2 separate regions of the Homo sapiens genome follow, and region 1 is linked to region 2. Evidence: chromatin contacts called from ENCODE Hi-C or POLR2A ChIA-PET data. All regions are on one chromosome and are shown on one strand. Each heading gives the region's core, a stretch centred on a gene start or an enhancer-like site at or near the end of the contact. The rest is flanking DNA. Distances are from core to core; before and after follow the strand shown.

Region 1 (3,758 bases), core at 1,087-3,586, 200 kb after region 2:
CAGCAACATCAACCCCCCTGACGATCTCTTCTACAGAAAACGTTCCCATCAGAAAAGTCTGTTTTTTTTGTTTTTGTTTTTGTTTTGTTTTTTGTTTTTTTTTTGAGACAGAGTTTCACTCTTGTTGCCCAGGCTGGAGTGCAATGGCGCGGCCTCAGCTCACTGCTACCTCCGCCTCCTGGGTTCAAGTGATTCTCCTGCCTCAGACTCCTGAGTAGCTGGGATTACAGGTGCACACCACTACGCCCGGCTAATTTTGTATTTTTAGTAGAGATGGGGTTTCTCCAGGTTAGCCACGCTGGTCTTGAACTCCTGACCTCAGGTGATTCACCTACCTTGGCCTCCTAAAGTGCTGGGATTACAGGTGTGAGCCACAGCGCCCAGCCCAGAAAACTCTTAAAGGGGAAACTAAAAATGATGGACAGCGAGGGAAAACTACCAGCTGGAGCATGGCTTTTGGATGAGTGGAATTCAGAGCCCTGGCTGTCCGCCAATCAAACACTAAAAGCACTTGCCGCACTGCGGCTTCGTGTGAATTTCACCCCTCCTCCTGACTTTATTCCCCTAGAAATTATAACATTTGGAGAAACCCTTCCAAAAATGTGAACCAGGAGGTTAGCAAAGAGGTGGCCTAATTTGATATCTGAAGAGACAAGCAAGATCAGAAGGTAAAACCTTAAAACCAGGCTGCTGGGGAGTTCCTTGTTCTGTCCTGAGGTCCTAGCTAGGTGAGCACGTCATCGGCTAGATGTCCAGGCAACAACAGAAGTGATCGGCTCAATTCCATGGAGGAAGAGACCGCACATTCTCTACATCTGTGTCTCTCCCTCGCCACCCAGCAAGGCTTTTCTTTCATTCTTCCTTCAGTCGGATATTTATTAAGTGATCACTACCTGACAGACACTTGGGGGGCTAGGGATATAACGATGAAAAAGATGTAATCCCTTTCCTTGAGGAGCTTAAAGTCTAGTGGGGACACTGCTGACGCAAAAAGCAATTCTTTTTTTTTTTTTTTTTTTTTTTTTTTGAGACACAGTCTCGCTCTTGTTGCCCAGGCTGGAGTGCAGCGGCATGCTCTTGGCTCACTGCAACCTCCGCCTCTCGGGTTCAAGTTATTCTCCTGCCTCAGCCTCCCAAGTAGCTGGAATTACAGGCATGCACCACGCCCGGCTAATTTTGTATTTTTAGTAGTGATGGGTTTTCGCCATGTGGGTCAGGCTGGCCAAAAAGTAATTCTAATCAAGTGTGGTAAGAAATAGAGCAGACATGAGCAGGGCGGGAGAGGGCCTCTACCCCAGTAATGTCAGGTGACTATCAGGTGATGGCCAGGCGGTTGTTACACTGTCTTTCTAAAATAATATTGGTCACAGCCAGCGTTGGGAAAGACAGTCTCCCAATAGATAGAAAATACCTGAACTTGGTGATCAGCAGCTTCCTGGTAAGAGCTCAGGAATTGGGCGAGTGGGCTCAAGCATCTACACTAAGAAGCAAAATGGTGGAGTTTAGCTGGTGTGTGTGACCTTCCTCTAGTGCTGCTCCGCGGGTAAGGGAAAAACGCCTCAAGTGAGCATGCGCACGACTTCAGTAAACACACTGCGCATGCGGCCCCTCCCAAGTGCCTGTGCGGCAGGCAGGCGCCAAGTCAAGGGTCTAACAGCACATTTGGGTGTCTCAAGTCACGCACTTGGCCCTTTTCCAAGTGTACTTTACTTCCTTTCATTGCTGCTCAAAAACTTTTTAATAAACCTTCACTCCTGCTCTCAAACTTGCTTCAGCCTCTCCCTCTGCCTTAAACCCACTTCTGCCCCTCAGCCGAATCTCTCCCCCGAGAAGGCAAGGATTGAGTTTGCTGCAGACTCGCTGGATTCACAGCTGGTAACAGTAAGTACCAGGCAGGGGCATCCAACTTAAGGTGTCATGGAAGCACATGGAGGAACCTAATCCTATCTGGCAGAAGCAAAACGAAGCTTCCCGGAGGAAGGGCTGCCCATGCCCAAACTTGATGGACGATGAGATACTAGGCAGGAAGAGTATTCTAGGTGCAAAGGCCAGAAGTTGACAGACTGAGGCAACAGGAGAAGGTAAGTGAATGGCGCAAAGTCACACAGACGCCAAGCTGCAGAGCCAGGCTCACTGGAGTGGAAGCGTGCACTCTCATCTGTGAGGCTAGGCTGTTCCCTGGCCGTCACCTCACCCTTTCATCTCTGCTTACCTGCATCTGGTGTCAAGAATCAGAATGGGAGAGACAGAACCTGGAGAAAGGCTGCGTCTTCAGAGTGGGGCTCCACTCCTCCAGCTCCAGGGCTGGACCTGAAGGTTGTCTTTCCAGGACTCTTTCCAGGAGGGCCAGGGAGGCTCTGTATATACGTAGAGGTCACCCAGGCGTGTGTGTGTGCGCGCCCCCACGCCCCTGCCCACAGGCCTGCATTGAAGGCGCTTCCGCTCCCCGGAGAGCCCTGTCCTGATGACCCACCCTCTGCTCATTTTCATGTGATTCTAAGGCAGGAAACGGGAGACATGGCCTCATGAGCTCCGCTGTCCTGATGAGTCACTGGATGCACCCGTGAGAAACACCTCACCCTCCGCTCTCCCCAGGCAGCAACACTTGCCACACCCCAGCTGTTCCTGTCCTCATCTGCCACCCCGCGAAGAATTTCGGCTCTTTGACAGAACAGCACCGAGCAGGGCAGCCACCCCTTTTTCCTCATCACTCTCCTTACCTTGCCCTTGGCTGACTCGATGTGTTGCATGGTTCCTGTACTAGACGTCTAACTTTTTTTTTTTTTTTTTTTTGAGACAGGGTCTCACTCTGTCACCCAGGCTGGAGTGCAGTGGCATGATCTCGGCTCACTGCAACCTCCGCCTCCCACACTCAAGCAATCCTCCCACCTCAGCCTCCTGAGTAGCTGGGATTACAGGCACCTGCCACCATGCCCGGCTAATGTTTGTATTTTTAATAGAGACGGGGTTTTGCCATTTTGGCCAGGCTGGTCTCGAACTGCTGACCTCAGGTGTTCGCCTCAGCCTCCCAAAGTGCTGAGATTACAGGTGTGAGCCACCGCACTCAGCCTCTTGTTCAAGCCCCAGGCCACTATCATCTTGTACCATACTCTCACCAAATTGCTGAGGATTTTGTGGTGCTCTCTGTGTGGGAGATCCGTGACCCTCTATGGACAAGCTCCTATTCAAGATTCAGTTCAAACATTCCCAGTGAAGTCTGCCAGGATTTCTTTACTCCGAGTTAGGTACTTCTTTCTCTATGCTCCCATTGCATTTTAAACATCTAGATATTATATACAGTAAAGTGCACAAATCTTTTCTTTTCTTTTTTTTTTTTTTGAGACGGAGTTTCACTCTTGTTCCCAGGCTGGAGTGCAGTGGCACAATCTCAGCTCACTGCAACCTCTGCCTCCTGGCTTCAAGCAATTCTCCTGCCTCAGCCTCCCAAGTAGCTGGGATTACAGGCACGTGCCACCACGCCTGGCTAATTTTGTATTTTTAGTAGAAACACGGTTTCTCCATGTTGGTCAGGCTGGTCTCAAACTCCCGACCTCAGGCGATCCACCCGCCTCCGCCTCCCAAAGTGCTGGGATTACAGGTGTGAGCCAGCACGCCCAGCCTAAAGTGCACAAATCTTAATGTTAAAGTCTGATGAATTTTTACATGTATACCCTGGTGAACCAGCACAGAAATCAAGATACAGGACATTCCAAATCCCCAGAGGTTTCATTGTGTCGCCTGTCATTCGTATCCCTTGT
Region 2 (3,795 bases), core at 695-3,194:
GAAACAGTCCTGTGCGTCCCTACTCTGCTCAGCTTCATCCCAATAACTCAGGAAGCAGGAAACACTCAGGAAGGGCTTACTCAGCACTAAGCCCTGGGAAATAGAGGCGAGCAAGACAAGGTCCCCATCCTTATGGAACTTACTCGTAACGAAGAGAATTTCAAACGGTGAAAAATGTATGCGAAGCACCGGGGAGATAGGACAGTGAGTGGCTGTGCAGAGATACTCTAAATACATGGCCCAGCTCATCCTCTCTGAGCAGGTGACATTGGAATCAAGAATTTCATTTGCTGAGCACGGTGGCCCACACCTGTAATCCCAGCACTTTGGGAGGCTGAGGTGGGAGGATCACTTGAGCCCAGGAGTTCCAGACGAGCCTGGGCAACATGGAGAAACCTTGTCTGTACAAAAGATACAAAAATTAGGCCGGGCACAGTGGCTCATGCCTGTAATCCCAGCACTTTGTGAGGCCAAGGTGGGTGAATCACCTGAACTCAGGAGTTTGAGACCAGCCTGGCCAACATGGTGAAACCCCGTCTCTACTAAAAATACAAACATTAGTCGGGTGTGGTGGTGGGTGCCTGTAATCCCAGCTACTCGGGAGGCTGAGGCGGGAAAATCGCTTGAATCCAGGAGTCGGAGGTTGCAGTGAGCCGAGATCGTGCCACTGCACTCCAGCCTGGGCAAAGAGTGAGACCCCATCTAAAAAAAAAAAAAAATTAGCCGGGCGTGGTAGTGTGCACCTGTACTCCCAGCTACTCCTGAGGCTGAGGTGGGAGGACCCCCTGAGCCCAGGAGGTTGAGGCTGCAGTGAGCTGTGATCACACCACTGCACTCCAACCTGGGTAACAGTGAGACTGTCTCAAATAAAAAGAAAGGATATTTCATGATACTTCTCTGTTGATGTGTGTCCCTCCCTTTGTCTGATGGGGTCTGTGTCTTAGTACACATATCTCAGAGGTCGCATAGTGCCTGGTACATAGACAGAGCTTGCAGATGTGAATTGAATGCATGGATGGACAGTGAGACCGTGGAGGGGATGGTCCAACCATCCTCTGCACTGTTCAGACCCATGAGGAGCTCTGAGTCCAGGTCCAGGGAGGCAGATTCCTCCCCAGAACCCCTCGACTTATCACCGAAGAGTGCATAGGAGACTGGAGAGGTTGAAGAGCTTGCCCCACTGCACAGCCAGCTGGGCGGCATAGCTCCCTGGTGAGCTCAGCACAGCAGTGGGAAACAGAGGTGAAGGGCAGAGCCTTGAACTTGGCTGTGTTCTCTACCCACTGTGTGACCTCAGGCAACTCACCCAGCTCTCCAGCTTTGAGAGTTGGGTAACTTGCCCGACTCTCATTGGGCACCTACCTCATTGAGTTCTGTAAGGATTAAATCGAGATAAAATATGTAAAGAACTCAGCAGGCAGGTGGGCTGAGAAAAAGGGAGCAGCCAGCATGTCTGTTTCTGCAGTGCCTCAGGCACCAGGGCCTGCCAGTGGCCACAGAAATGGAGTTGACCTCACCGGCTCCCTTCCAGTCTCCCAGGCTGTGGGGCAGTGACAACCCCAAGCAGGAGGCTGGAGGCACAGACTTCCAAGAAGGAGGAGACGAGGCATGCTGGTACATTTTCCACCTTACTCCAACCCTTCACCCACATCCTGACTTCTTCAAAAGAATTATTGTATAAACAATATAAAGGCATTAAAAAAAACTGCAAAGGAAAAACGAACCACCTATGATCTCAGCATTCGAGCCCAACAAGGTTGTTTTCTTCCTGTCTAGTTCTTCCAGCTTGTCCAGGCATGTACATATTTTATTTCGCTGTAGTCAGAGTCATTATTTATTTTTTGCTTGTGTAATATTTTTATCATAAATGTTCATTCACAATCCTGTAGTCTTCATAAGTAGAATTTTTTTTTTCCCCCTTCAGGACAGAGTGTTGCTCTCGTCGCCCAGGCTGGAGGGCAATGGCGCAATCTCGGCTCACTGCCACCTCCGCCTCCCGGGTTCAAGGGATTCTCCTGCCTCAGCCTCCCAGTAGCTGGAACTACAGGCGTGCACCACCCCATGCCCATCTAATTTTTGTATTTTTAGTACAGACAGGGTTTCGCCATATTGGCCAGGCTGGTCTCAGACTCCTGGCCTCAGGTGATCCACCTGCCTCGGCTTTCCAAAGTGCTGGATGACAGGCGTGAGCCACTGCGCCTGGCCCATAAGTAGAATTTTTAATGGCAACCTGATATGCCACCAAGCTGATGCGCCATCAGTTATTTCTTCATTATTCTCTTGCTGGATATTTTCTTCTTTTTGCTGTTGAAGGACAACATATTTATACATAATTTTAATTTATTTACTTACTTATTTTTGAGACGGAGTCTCAGTGTATTGCCCAGGCTGATGTGCAGTGGAGTGATCTCGGCTCACTGCAACCTCCACCTCCTGGGTTCAAGCGATTCTCATGCTTCAGCCTCCTGAGTAGCTGGGACCACAGGCATGTGCCTTCACACCCAGCTAATTTTTGTATTTTTACCAGATAAACGGTTTCACCATGTTGGTCAGGCTGGTCTCGAACTCCTGGCCTCAAGCGATCCACCTGTGTTGGCCTCCCAAAGTGCTGGGATTATAGGCGTGAGCCACCGCACCCGGCCCCAAATTCTTTATGGCTACATTGCTCCCCAGAGTGGAATAATTTACACTTTTCTAGCAGCATGTGAGTACCTTCCAACCAACTCGGCACGGGCTTTTGTGCTGTTGATATGGTTGCATCTTGTCAGTTTCATCTGGTACAGTGTGGTGTTATTCACTGTTGAACTTCCTCTCGAATAAAATTTAGTTCATATTTTTTGCTCATTATCAGTTTTTGTTTTTGTTTGAGACAGGGTCTGGTTCTGTTGCCAGGATGGAGTGCTACGGTGCGATCTCAGCTCACCGCAGCCTTGATCTCTCAGGCTCAAGTAATCCTCCTACCTTAGCCTTCTGGGTAACTAGGACTACAGGCATGTGTCACCAGGCCTAGGTAATTTAAAAAAAAAATGTGGCCAGGCATGGTGGCTCACGCCTGTAATCCCAGCACTTTGGGAGGCTGAGGCGGGCAGATCATAAGGTCAGGAGATCGAGACCATCCTGGCCAACATGGTGAAAACCTGTTTCTACTAAAAATACAAAAATTAGCTGAGCATGGTGGCACATGCCTGTAGTCCCAGCTACTTGGGAGGCTGAGGCAGGAGAATTGCTTGAACCCGGGAGGCAGAGGTTGTAGTGAGCCAAGATCACACCACTGCACTCCAGCCTGGGCAACAAGAGCAAAACTCCGTCCCCAAAAAAAAAAAAAAATGTTTAGTAGAGACGAGGTCTCATTATGTTGCCCAGTCTGGCCTCAAACTCCTGAGCTCAAGTTGATCCTCCCACTTCAGCCTCCCAAAGTGCTGGGATTACAGGTCTGAGCTACCATACCTGGCCTAGCTTATCAGTCTTATTAGCTATTTATGAACCTTGTCTTTTGTCATTATTTGCTGCAAGCTCTTCCTCCAAATCTTTTTCTTTTTCAAAATTATATTTTTAAAAAGTTATAAAAGCAATACATGTTTATGGTAGAAAATCTGAAAAATAGAGAAAAAGTCATAAAATATATGCCACCACTTAAAATTAACCTTTATTATCCTGTTTGTCTGTCTGTTTTTGAGACAGGGTCTGGCACCGTCCCCCAAGCTGGAGTGTTGTGAGTGTGGTTCCCAGCAGCCTTGAGCTCCTGGGCTCAACGATCCTCTGGCATGAGCCGCTGTGCCTGGTGTTATTATCCTG

The links. Hi-C counts contacts between places; a loop is a spot of excess contacts on that map. ChIA-PET counts read pairs that join two places held with the same protein, here RNA polymerase II (POLR2A). Pooled maps may share reads with other maps.
Region 1: a loop to region 2 is called in a map of PC-9, with 6 times the contacts of the local background. The contact joins the promoter of TM4SF19 here to the enhancer-like site in region 2. A Hi-C loop is called at or near these places in 1 of 168 maps with a recorded cell type or tissue (PC-9) and 1 of 50 pooled maps. POLR2A ChIA-PET finds 5 or more read pairs at or near these places in 2 of 52 experiments (IMR-90 and naive thymus-derived CD4-positive, alpha-beta T cell).

Annotation. Positions count from the first base shown.
Region 1 is chr3:196,336,052-196,339,809 of GRCh38, forward strand. TM4SF19 (transmembrane 4 L six family member 19) reads right to left here and starts at 2,337. Exons shown (of 5, transcript NM_138461.4): 1 at 2,213-2,337. TM4SF19-DYNLT2B (TM4SF19-DYNLT2B readthrough (NMD candidate)) reads right to left here and starts at 2,369. Exons shown (of 6, transcript NR_037950.1): 1 at 2,213-2,369. RefSeq lists enhancers at 1,861-3,060, 2,427-2,721 and a silencer at 2,470-2,641.
Region 2 is chr3:196,134,812-196,138,606 of GRCh38, forward strand. No RefSeq gene overlaps it. Among named protein-coding and RNA genes, the nearest start is that of LINC00885, 5.9 kb to the right of the region's middle. RefSeq lists an enhancer at 939-1,739. Within about 2 kb of position 1,945, at least 6 of the 41 ENCODE cell types and tissues checked have a DNase peak (open chromatin) inside an H3K27ac peak, as active enhancers do; they include PC-9, where a contact is called at or near this core.